Regions from separate parts of the Homo sapiens genome. Here region 1 is linked to region 2. Evidence: read pairs that join two places in POLR2A ChIA-PET (ENCODE). Cell type or tissue: GM12878. All regions are shown on one strand. Each heading gives the region's core, and the rest is flanking DNA. Links, peaks and the distances in the headings are about the cores only.

Region 1 (6,459 bases), core at 1,045-5,044, 50 kb before region 2:
TGTCTTTATGGACAAAAACAATAAAAGTGTTTTATAATCATGCTTAATTGTAATGCATAAGCACATTTAAAAGATTTTTAAAACATATTTTATGTGTTTACTTATAAAAGCTTGTTCCACAATGGTGTTGACAGAGTGCCCCATCTGCTTTATTCTCAAGTTGAACTGGATGACTTTCACGTTATTTTCCCAGTTTTCCACATCATGTTGGGAATGGGAATGTGCCCTTACAAGGTCAGGACATTAATCTTCAGGTGCTCATAATTAATTTTCAAATGATAATCATTGGAAAGTGTCAGAGTTTGGTATTAAAATGTTTGATATTTGCTTAGTTGTTTAACTACAAAATACCAGATACATAAGAATAAAAATGTAAAATACATACCTGCCGGCTGGCATCCTTAGGTCCTAACTGAAGTGCCCAAGCTGAGACAACATTAAATCCTTTGACAATCAAAGAATCTGGGAATAATGAAGCCAAATATTCAGCATTGGATTCTGGGTACTGGTTTATCCTCATGTTATTGCTCACATCAATCAGGATTTTACCCACAAGCAGATGTCTCAGGTCCCACAGGGAGGTATAATGTTCTCTGTGTATAGCAACAAATATTATATTTGTTTTTGTGAGAGCATCTTCATGATGAGTGACATCTACCACATGAGGAAAAAATTCAGAAGCAAACTTAGGATTTCTACTTCCTATGACCACATGATAGCCGCATCTAATAAGTCGAATGGTCAAGGATTTGGCAAAATCTCCACTTCCAATCACACCTACAGTGACCTTCCTTGCATCTTTGATACCATTTATGCCATTAGGTAAAAAAGTTTCACTAAGGCTCTTAGGGCTTCCCATCATAGAGATTGATTCCATGATACGGACACTTCCAAGATCACCAAGAATATCCTAGGGGAGAGAAAATAAAATGGTCATCAGTTACCTATTACTGAACATTAAAACACTTCTAGACATTGTAATGTCCTGTCTTTCTAGAGGTAAAATATTTCACCACACTTTAACATACAGCACAGTAAGACACAATTTGTAAGCTAAAAAAGGATCACTATTCTGGTTTCTCTTCATAAATCTTTTGGCTTTTAAAAAAGCATCTCAATAGGAAAATTAACTGTCACAAAGGTGAGGTGCTAAAGTGGGGCTTCTCAAATTTTAATGTGCACACAGATCACTTCGGAATCTCGTTAAAATGTAGATTCTGATTGAGTAGTTCTGGAGGGAGGCTCAACATTCTGCATTTCTAATGAAAGCAATACCAATGCTGGTCTGAGACCCCTCTTTGAGCAGCAAGGCACTAGTGATGCAGGACAGGAAAGCCCCCAAATGGGGGCTTAGCCCAGGAGACTACTTGGCTTTGCATGGGAAAGAATTCAAGGGCGAGCTGGTGGTGTTAAACAGCAACGTTTATTGAAGCAACAGTTTACAGCAACAGCAGAGGTACTGCTCCTTGCAGAGCAGGCCTACCCCGTAGGCAGTGTGCCTAGAGTAGCAGCTCAGTGGCAGCTCTGCAGTCATATTTAAACCTACTTGATTTATATGCAAATTAAGGGGTGATTTATGCAGAAATTTCTAGGATGAGGGTGGTAATTTCTGGGTTGTTGGGCTGTTGCCATGGAAAGGGGTGGTAACTTCTAGGTGTTGCCATGGCAATAGTGAACTGACATGGCACACTGATGGGCATGTCTTATGGGGAGGTGCTTCTGCCCTGACCTCAGTTTGGTCCAGTGTCTGAACCTTGCCTCTGGATTCAAGTTCTGCCTCCTACCTCACTAGAGCACATGAAAAAAGGGACTGAGGTTTTCACTCAGAACTTTTTGGAAAAACACACTTGTAACAAGTATGATTACCCAGCTTTTGAGCAGATCAGAGGCAGCAAATCACAAATGCTGCTGGAGGCAGAGAGGACTGTGATACTAAGTGATGGCTCACAAGACAAGAGAAGAAAGAAAAACCATTTTTTAAAAAGCCATTTAAACCAAAACTGTCTAAAGTCATTTGGGGTAGAGGTTATAAAGTTCCCTATATACTTCAGTAGCTAGTGACTTTATCATTAAATGAGAGCTAGACAAATTAGCTAACAATGAATCCTGGCACTTAAATAATATCTTAAGAAAAATAGGCATCAAAATATAACAAAAGAGTAAATACCATGGACTTCTATCATTCACCCTACATCTTACAATGTATCATTGAGAAAGATAGCTTACCTATGGAAAAAGGATTAGTAACATGTTTATGATCTTAAATTATATAATATGTATGAAATCTTTTTCTTCCCCTTTGTAAAGAACATGGCTGTGCTTTGGTCAAGGACAGGCAGAGGTAAACATCCAGAGTGAGTGAGTTCAGAGCGCAAGCATATAACTTCACTTGTTACTTGTTATCATAGCCATGTAGACATAACAGAAGCTCACCACCATCGCTATGACATAGGGAAAACTCATCACTTGGCTCTAAGCCACTATTGTCTGTAAAAGGTATAATTGCCCTGTGGACACTGTAGAGGCACTCTTGTGCTCAGAGACAGAGAGTCAGAGCTGTCTGTCTTTGCAGACAGATGGGGGAGTCAGGACCCAGCTTGGCTTGCCCATGCCCAGAGAGAGAAATAGTTAAGCTGCTGACCCTGAAGGCAAGGGAGCTGTGTGTGTGGGAGCCACCAGACTAAGCAGCTGAGACAGGATGGACAGTGTGAGAAAGTTGTTGATCAGAGCTGCTGTTGAATAAAATCATCTTTCACCTGCCTACAGCCCTTCAAGTATTCTTTCTGCTCATCCACCCACGCCCTTTGGACCGCAACATGACACCCTTTCATTTGTTGGCTGCATAAACTATGATGCAGTTATTCTTCCTGGAAAAATCTCTCAAATTATTTTTTAGTTGAGAGACTAGCATCTGAAATGTTCATATTTGGAATAATTTGCTCAAGAATACAAATCAGGTTGCCATGAATTAGTGTCGAAATTGGGTCTGAAAGAAAAATACTCTTCCATTCTACCCTCATTGCACAATTTCTTCTATGCTCATAGCAGATGTGGACCATTTCAGAGGATTTAATGGACTTTACAGGCACAGGTGGAATGTTTCAAAAAAAAGTTGGGGTTTTTACTAAATGAAATTTGAAATGACTACAGCCAGGAAAATTCAACTTTTTACCCTAGAAATGAGTCACATCCAGTAACTCCAAATACATCAGTATGTTAAACTTTAGAAAGACAATAATTATAGTAATATTACTTAATGCTTATATAGGACATAATGTATTTCAGCTCTCTTGTGGTTTTTATGTATTAACTGATTGAATCCCCACAACCACCCTAAGAGACAGGTGCTAATACTGTCATACCCACTTTGTAGATGAGGAAACTGAGACCTGCAGAAGATAATTAATTTATCCAAGGACATAAAGACAGAAAATAGGGAAGCCAGGTAGTTGTCCAGCTAAGACATGTGTTATTTAGGTGCATGTAAGGAGTTTAGGAAAGGGTGTTTTTGGGGGGTTATAAGTATCAAGGTGTAACAATTACAGTTGTACTCAAAGTAGTATATTATTCCTTTTTCTTTGGTCATTTCATTGCTCCTCAGAGTTACCTAGGAGCACCCGATCCTGGGAAAGAAGAACATTTACTATTTTTAAATCAATTACATGTTTCATTTCACACCTTTCAAGATAGACCACTCCCTTGGTGTGGTCCATGCACCCAGAAAGGCAGGCAGGAGTCAGAGGTACCAGGGTAGGAAAAAAACCTGTCAATATCCATTTGGAGATGTCACTAGCTATGCTGGGAATCAGGAGTGGTTAAAAAAACCAGAAGTAATGAAATCCATGCTCACTTCATTCGAAAGTTAATGGTAATCATGAGCATTATCTAAGGGTGAAAAAGGTTGCTAGATTCACACAAGGGAATCCAAGTTTCCTATATCCCAGCCTGGAGTTCTTCTGAGTATATACTGCAGCATCTCCCAAAATATAAGAATTGCAAAATCTTTAAATCTAACACTCATGATGATCAAGACTTTTTCAAACAGAAACAAAAACAAAACAACATTAATTATCTGCTTATTTTACAAAGCAAGTTCAAATCCCTTCTGTAAATCAGAATGTGAACAGGTAAAAATTTTATTTTGCTGGGAGTTCCTTTATAGGTGACTGGTCATTCTCTTGCTGTTTTTAGAATTCACTCTTTGTCTTTTACTTTTGACAATATGACTATAATGTGCTGTGGGGAAGACCTTCTTGTATTGTATCTGTTTGGAGATCTCTAAGTTACCTGTATCCGGGTGTCTACATCTCTCACTAGACTTGGGAAGTTTTCATTGTTGAATAACTTTGAATGCAAATGGATTAAACTTTCCACTGAAAAGATATGGACTAGTAATAGATAAAAAATCATAACCCAAGTATATGCTGGGTACAAGAAACCCATCTAACATATAAAAACACATATAAGACTGAAAGCAAAGGGATGGAGAAAGATAGTCCATGCAAATGGAAACCAAAAGTCACTATACTTATATCAAATAAAACAGTTTGAGTCAAAAACAGTATAAAGAGACAATGAAGGTCATTATATAATGATAATAGATAAATTCTAGCAAGAGGATATAACAATTCTAAACATATATACACCCAACAACAGACCACTCAGATATATTAATATAAATAAAGTGTTATCAGATCTAAAAGGAGAAACAGACGCCAATACAACAACATTTGGGGACTTCAACACCGCCTGCCAGCATCTGACAGATAATCTAGACAGAAAATTAACAAAGAAACATTGAATTTAAACTATACGTTAGACCAAATGGACCTAACAAACATTCACAGAACATTTTATACAACAGTTACAGAATACAAATTCTCATCAGCACATAGACATTCTCTAGGAATGACCATGTTAGAACACAAAATAAGATTCAACAAATTTTTTAAAAATCGAAGTCATATCAAGTACTTCCTCAGACCACAATGGAATAAAACTAGAAGTCAACAACATGAGGAACTTTTGAAACTGTAAAAATAAATGATTAAACAACATGCTCCTAAATGACTACGGGGGCAAAGAATAAATTAAGGAAGAAATCAAAAAATTTCCCTCAACAAATAAAAATAAAAACACAACACACTGAAACCCATGAGATACAGCAAAAGCAGTGCTAAGATGGAAGCTTATATCAACAAGCACCTACACCAAAAAATCATTACGATTTCAAATAAACAACTTAATGATGTACCTCAAGGAACTAGAAAAGCAAAAACAAGCCAAACCCCAAATTGGTAAAAGGAAAGTAATAATAAAGATCAGAGCAGAACTAGACAAATTGGGACTTAAAAAACAATACAAAGGATGGATGAAACAAAAAGTTTTGTTTTTTGAAAAGATAAAATTGATAAAGCACTTGCTAGACTAACCAAGAAAAAAGAGGAAATACTCCAATAAAAAATCAGAAATGGAAAAGGAAACATTACAATTGATACCACAGAAATACATAAGATCATGAGAAGCTATTATGAACAACTATACACCAACAAACTGGAAAACCTAGAGGAAATGGATAAACTGCTACACATATACAAGCTACCAAGATTGAAATGGGAAGAAATGGAAAACCTGGACAGACCAGTAACAAAAAAAGTTGAGGCAGTAATTAAAAAACTCCCAACAAAGAAAAGTCCAGGGCCAGATGGCTTCACTGCCGAATTCTACCAAACTTTCAAAACAGACCTAACACCAATTCTCTTCAAACTCTTCCAAAACATTAAACAGGAGGGAATTCTGCCTAACTCATTCTATGAGGTCAGCATTATCTTCACACCAAAAGCAAACAAGGCTCAACAAAAAAGAAAACTACATACTATTATTCCTGATGAGCACAGATACAAAAACTCTCAACAAAATACTAGCAAACCAAGGGCCAGACATGATGGCTTATGCCTGTAATCCCAGCACTTTGGGAGGCCAATGCAGGAGGATGGATTGAAGCCAGGAGTTTAAGCCCAGCCTGGGCAACATAATGAGACCCTCGTCTCTACAAAAAATTTAAACAATAGCTAGGTGTGGTGGTACACACCTGAAGTCCTAGTACTCGGGAGCTGAGGCAGAAGAATCACCTGAGCCCAGAAGTTGAAGGCTGCAGTGATTTATGATTGCATAACCGCACTCCCTCCTGGGCAACAGAGCAAGACCCTGTCTCCTAAAAATTGTGTGTGTGCGCGCGTGTGTGTCTGTAGAAGCAAACCAAATCTAACAACTCATAAAAAAAACACACACACATCATGATCAAAGGGGATTTATTCCAGGAATGCATCCCAGGGATACAAGGATGGTTCAACATATGCAAATCAACAACTGTGATACATCACCTGAAGAGAATGAAGGACAATAACCATATGATCATCTCAATAGATGCAGAAAAAACATTTGAGAAAATTTAGCATC
Region 2 (6,459 bases), core at 1,186-5,185:
GGCATCTCCAAGCTTCTGGGTGCTACCGCATTCCCTGGTGCCAGCTGTGGAAGCTGCTTCAGGTATGCCTGGTCCAGATGCAGCCTCATAGGGAGCTGGCACCCATGCTGGCACCTGGAGCTGCCAACCTTACCACAGCCGGTGTGCCTGGCTGTGCCCAGTGGCTGAACCCCACTCTCACTCACATACCCCTTGCTACTCTGTGCCTGGCTCGTCCTTGGTAGGCATGAGATTTGGGCCAGTGGTGTGAGCCAAGCACAGCCTGCCAGGCCAGGTGGGTGGAATGAGCCCAGTGGGCCTGAGTAAAAACCTGGGGAAATGTGCCACCAGCCACAGAGGTTTTCCGGCTGGCAAAGCAACACCCCAAGGATCTCATGACAGTGTGATGCCTCTAGCTTTGTTCTTTTGGCTTAGGATTGCTCATTTGTTTATTTTACTTATTTATTTATTTTTGAGATGGAGTTTCACTCTTTTTGCCCAGGCTGGAGTGCAATGGCACGATCTTGGCTCACCGCAACCTCTGCCTCCCGAGTTCAAGCGATTCTCCTGCCTCAGCCTCCTGAGTAGCTGGGATTACAGGCATGCACCACCATGCCCAGCTAATTTTGTATTTTTAGTAGAGATGGGGTTTCTCCATGTTGGTCAGGCTGGTCTCGAACTTCCTACTTTGGGTGATCTGCCTGCCTTGGCCTCTCAAAGTGCTGGGACTACAGGCGTGAGCCACCATGCCCAGCTTATTTGTTTATTTTTAAAACTTTCATCCTTGACGCGTGTTCCCATTCTCCCCACCATTGTTTCTATTTAAGATATTTCATATATGTTCTTAAATATGCATGTCTTTTTGTATGCCAAAAGGTATTTTGTTGTTTTCCATGAGTGTTTTTCTTTTTTTAACTTAATAAACAGTGTTTTACTATGCAGAATAGTTTTTTATAGTTTAAAAAATATTTTGTAACTAAACTGGGTGTGGTGATGCTGGTCTGTAGTCCCAGCTGCTTGGGAGCCAGAGGCAGGAGGATCACTAGAGCCCAGGAGTTAGAGTCTAGCCTGAGCAACATAGTGAGATCTCATCCCTAAGAAAAAAAAAATAGTAATAATAGTCTTAATTCCAAGAATCCCAATTGTTTCTGTTTTTTTCATAGCTGTCATATTTTTGCTAATTAAAGTAATATATTCTCGAATACCTCCAAATAAATTATACTTAAAAAGTCTTATTCTGTTGCTGCCATTAATTTTCTTCAAGTTTTAGTTATTCAGTTATTTGAATCAGATGATCCTTTCTAATGATGTTAATTTTCCCCAAGTATTTGGTGATAATTTGATTGTCTGTTAATTCGGGTTCCACTTTTGGTGATAAAGAGGGAGCAGTAGAATGTGTGGCCCGGAGGTCTACTGTATTAGTTTCCTAGGGTTGCCCTAACAAACCACAAACTAAGTGGCTTAATAGAAATTTATTTTTTCACAGTACTGGAGGCTAAAAGTCCAAAATCTAAGTACTGTCAGGCCATGCAACCTCCAAAGCCTCTAGGAGATTATTTTCTTCTTCGAGCTTCTCTGCCTCTGTCTTTTTATTATTATTATTAAGAGACAGGGTGTTGCTCTGTCACCCAGGCTGCAGTGCACTATAGCTCACTGCAGCCTCAAACTCCTGGGCTCAAGTGATCCTCCTGCCTCAGCTTCCCAAGTAGCTAGGACTACAAGTACATGCCATTATGCCTGGCTAATTTTTTATTTTTTTTGTAGATACAGGGATTTGCTATGTTGCTCAGTCTGGTCTTGAGCTCCTGGCCTCAAGCAATTCTCTTACCTAGGCCTCCCAAATTGTTGAGATTACTGATGTGAATCATCATGCCTGGCCCTCTGTCTCTCCTTTCACATGATTGTCTTCTCTCTGTGTCTGTGTGTCTTCATGTCTTCATATGGCATTCTCCTCTCTGTGTCTCTCTCTTCTTCTTCTTCTTTTTTTTTTGAGATGGAGTCTTGCTCTGTCACCCAGGATGGAGTGCAGTGGCACGATCTCGGCTCACTGCAACCTCCACCTCCCGGGTTCAAGCAATTCTCCTGTCTCAGCCTCCTGAGTAGCTGGGACTATAGGTGCCTGCCACCACACCTAGCTAATTTTTGTGTTTTTAGTAGGGACGGGGTTTCACCATATTGGTCAGGCTGGTCCCAAACTCCTGACCTCAAGTGATCTGCCCGCCTCGGAATCCCAAAGTGCTGGGATTACAGGCGTGAGCCACTGTGCCCGGCCATCTCTCTCTTCTTACAAGGGCACAAGTCATATTGGATTGAGAGACCACCATACTCCATTGTAACCTCATTTTGACTAATTACATCTGCAATAACCTATTTCCAAATAAGGTCACATTCTGAGGTACCAGGGATTAGGACTTTAACATATCTTTTTGGGGGGGCATAATTTAATCCATAACTATGGGGAAGTAGTTTGTTTACTGGGTAAACATGGGCTTCCTGTCCTTACCTTGTACTTTTTCCTGAAGCTATTCTGGGAGTCTCCTATTTCAGTACTCTTACTTTAGAGACCTGTACATGACACTTTTTCTTGGTGGCAAATGCTCTAGTCAGACTTCCCTTTTCTTCCTGTGCCTCTGCTGTCACTGTGGCAGTCTTGCTGTACTCTGCTTCTCAGACTCCAATACTGAAGCCATGAGCCTTTCCCAAAGCCTTTTAGCTTTGTTTATAAATGAGATCTGTAGCCAGCTGTGCAAGTCTTTGGGTAGAAGGGTCACTGGCCAGATCTTCTGATGGTAGTCCTTTAATGATTCACCCAATGTTTTCTCGGTGGTTGATTTAGCTTGCTTACTTGGAAAATAATACTCATCTGCGGTTTTCTTAGAAACTATTGCTGCTTTTTGCAATAGCCTCTATTTGAATCTTGTGGTGCAGTCTCTATACTTGTTTCTTTTAATCTGATCTCACTGTTGTCTCCTCTCTCCGAGATGTTTTTTATGTCCTGGAAATTCCTCAAATAATCTGGTCCACTGATGCTACCCTTTTCTGTTTTTCAGTATGCTATGGTGCCTTCTTTAGCCATAGCTTTTCTTTAATTTCAGTGGGATTTCGGTGAAAAAGAAGATGAATCGTATGTGTTTACTTTGCCGTAATTACATAGCATAAGGCGTTGATCTAAACTAGAGGTAATCAAAATTGTTTTATAACGGGCTGGATAGTAAATATTATAGGCTTTGTGGGCTATAATGTCTGTGTTGCAAGTACTCAGTACTGCTGTTGTAGTGCAAAAGCAGCCATAGATAACACGTAAATGAATGCAAGTGGCTGTGTTCCAATAAAATTTTATTATAAAATAGGTAGTAGGCTAGGTTTGGCCTATCCCTGAAACCAGTGGTTCTCAAACTTACCATGCATCCAGAATCTTTGGAAGGTCTTGATAAAAAATAGATCACTCTGCTTATCTCCAGTTTCTAACTTAGTAGGTCTGGGCTGGGGGGTCCCAGGATTTGCATTTCTAGTAAGCTCCTAGATGATGGTGGTACTCCTGGTCTGTGGAGCGTACTTTGAGAATCACTTATCTAAGTCATTTTTGTTTTCTAAATACTACTATCTCAACCATTTATTGATAACACAACCATGTTCCTCATTCATTCATTCATCTAACAATTATTTATTGAGCTTCTACGATGTGCCAGGCTCTAAGTCATGAGAATACTGTCACAAATAAGATAAAATCTCTGTTCTTTTGAGTAGGAGAACCAGACAACCAGGAAACACAAGTACACCTATAAAAGACATAATATGCAGAGTAATGAAAACTATAAAGCCCAGGAAAAGGATACAGGAAAGGAGCTATTTTACGTAGAGTAGTCAGAGAAAGGCACTCTGAAGAGGTGACATCTCAACATAGATGTGAATGATGAAAAAAAACTAATCATGTAAAAACTGAGGCATAGGTAGAACATTCTAGACAGAGGATATAGAGAATACGAAGGGCCTAAGGTAGGAATGAGCTTATTTTTGAAGACACGCAAGAATACCAGTGGAATGTGAGTGGCTTGAGTGAGGTAAAGAGTGGCAGGAGATGAGTTCAGAAAGCGAGCAGGGTCCAGATGTTTTGGGGATTTGTAGACCATGGTAAAGAGCCTGGGTTTTATTTTAAAATTTATGTGAAAACATTGGAGAGTTTTGTGCATAGGAGTGACCGGATAGCATTTACATTTTTGAAGAATTACACTGGTTGCTGGGTGGAAAATATTCTGCTAGTGGTAGCAGGGGATGAGGGCAAGAGTGGGAACAGGAAGACCATTTTGGAAGTTTGTTGCAAGAATCCTAGGAGAGAGATTGCTGTGACTTGGACCTCGATGAGTTTAGTGAGGTTGCAGTTGGATGCAAAACATATTTTGGTGGTCAAGCCCGTAGAATTTGCTGGTAAATGGGATATGGGTATGAAGTAAAAGGAAGTACCAAAGATAACTCCTGAGTGTCTGTCTTGAGCAACTGGGCGAGAATGGGAAAGAAATTAAGATTTTGCCTTTAGAATCTTATGTTTGAGATGCTTCTTAGATATTCAAGAGAAGTTGTCAAAAAGGCAGATGTAATAGGCTGCAGCTCAGGTGAAAGCCTAGGGATATAAATTTGGGACTCATCAACATACTTTTGATGTTTTTTGTTAGGTTGGTGCAAAAGTAATTGAGATTTTTGCCATTGAAAGTAATGGGGAAAAAAGCAATTACTTTTACACCAACCTAATATTTAAGGCCATGAGATTAAAGGAGATGATTACTTCTATTGTGGTTATAAAAAGAGAAGAAAAGGACATCAAAGAGTCAATCTTGCTAACATTGAGATGATAGGAAAGGGAAGAGGAGCCAGCAAATGACACAGAAAAGTCACTCAGGGAGTAGGTTTTCCCAGAAGCCAAGAAAATAAAATGTTTCAAGAAAGAGAGGAATAAACTTGTCAAATATTACTGGGTGAGCAAGTAAAGTGAGGACTGAGATTTTATCACTTGGTCATCTTGACAAGAGAGGTGTAGTGCAACAGTGAGAGATAAAATTGTACAGAATAGAAGAGAGAAAATGGAAGAGGGGGACATAGAGATAACAAATGTAATCAACTCTCTCTAGTGATTTCTGCTGCTGGTCATTCCTGGGTTATATGTACCAAACCTGGGATCAACTAGAAAAGCAAGACCAATTATAAAAACTCTGTGCCTGAAGGTGTTGAGTAGCTAACAAAATGGTGATGGGTAATAAGTCTTGGAGGAAGAAAGAACCCAAGAGAGGTAAACCCAGCACTGAGGTTTACTTTTCCATTAGGGGATTCTAGAAGAGGTAACAGAGAGGTTACAAGTCTTGAACAGTACTTTTAGTAGCCTCAAGAGACTAATGGAACAAAATCTGTAATCCAGAGTATGCCAAGGAGGAGAGCCCTTGGAGCCACTCTCCATCAAGCTCTGGGTCGGAATCTCAGGGAACTTACTCTTAGGAATAAATGTGAACCAGAAGTAGTTCAAGTTTGGCAGGGGCTTAAACCCAATTTTAAGTAAACTCAATTCTTAAAATTGGATTAAGAGATTCCCACATTGTTAGAGCCCCTAACTGGCTGTCTGAAGAAAACACAAATTCTCTCTGGAGTAACATAATGTCATCATAGCTTCAAATTATTTGTATGATTTTAAAAAACTATAAGGTCCAGCACTCAGTAAAAATAACCAGTTCATGTTAGGACATAAAATGAATTAATGAAAAATAAGGAGAAAAAAACCTGACAATAGAAACAGACTCATATGAACTTCAGATGATAATAGATTTACCTTTAAGATTCTTATTCTGCTGAAGGAGATTAAGGACAAGAGTAGGAAATTTGACAGAAAATTGGAAGCTATGAAAACAAATTAAAATTATAAAACTGAGTTTACCTCAGAACTAAAACTAAAAATTCAGTGGATAGATTTAATAACCAATTAGACACAATTGAAGAGAGAATTAAGAAATAGGTAGGATTACCCAGGAGGAAGTATAGAAAAAAAAGAAAATAAAAAGACAGAGTTATAAAATAGGAGATATAATGAGAACATCTAGCATGGGTAATTGAAATCCTGAAAAAGGAGAGAGAAAAATGGGACATCAGCAATATTTGAAAAGATAATGGCTGAGAATTTTCCAAATCTGATAATCGTATTAAACTCCAGGTTCAAGAATGCCTACAAGCCCTAACTAAGATAACTAATAGGAAAACCAAAGTTAACCTCACTATAGCAAAAGTACTGAAAACTAACGCAAAAAAAAAAAAAATTATAAAGTAGCCATAGGGATCTCTTGAAGCAATGGTTAGAATGAGATTTTTTGTCTTTCATCAGAAACAATGAAACTTTCTACAAAGTTCTGAAAGAAAATAACTGCCCTCCTAGATTTCTAAGCATCTAAAATGTATTCTTTAATAATGAAGATAAAATAAAGATATTTTAAGAACAAAAACTTG

The links. Peaks named below come from ENCODE experiments on the same cell type or tissue, not always from the same donor. Only the 100,000 strongest peaks of a DNase experiment are listed, where the experiment ranks them.
Region 1: POLR2A ChIA-PET joins it to region 2 with 5 read pairs; 13 of 35 experiments call an interaction of 5 or more read pairs at or near these places.

What each region holds. Positions count from the first base shown.
Region 1 is chr7:90,219,501-90,225,959 of GRCh38, reverse strand. STEAP2 (STEAP2 metalloreductase) reads right to left here. Exons shown (of 6, transcript NM_001244944.2): 3 at 386-910. The coding sequence starts at 877. Among named protein-coding and RNA genes, the nearest start is that of STEAP2, 11 kb to the right of the region's middle. In GM12878, for the core only: no CTCF peak of the experiment used is centred there; no DNase peak of the experiment used is centred there.
Region 2 is chr7:90,169,609-90,176,067 of GRCh38, reverse strand. The region is part of intron 2 of STEAP2-AS1 (STEAP2 antisense RNA 1); the gene reads left to right. Among named protein-coding and RNA genes, the nearest start is that of STEAP1, 18 kb to the right of the region's middle. RefSeq lists an enhancer at 2,648-2,737. In GM12878, for the core only: no CTCF peak of the experiment used is centred there; a DNase peak (open chromatin) is centred at 2,847.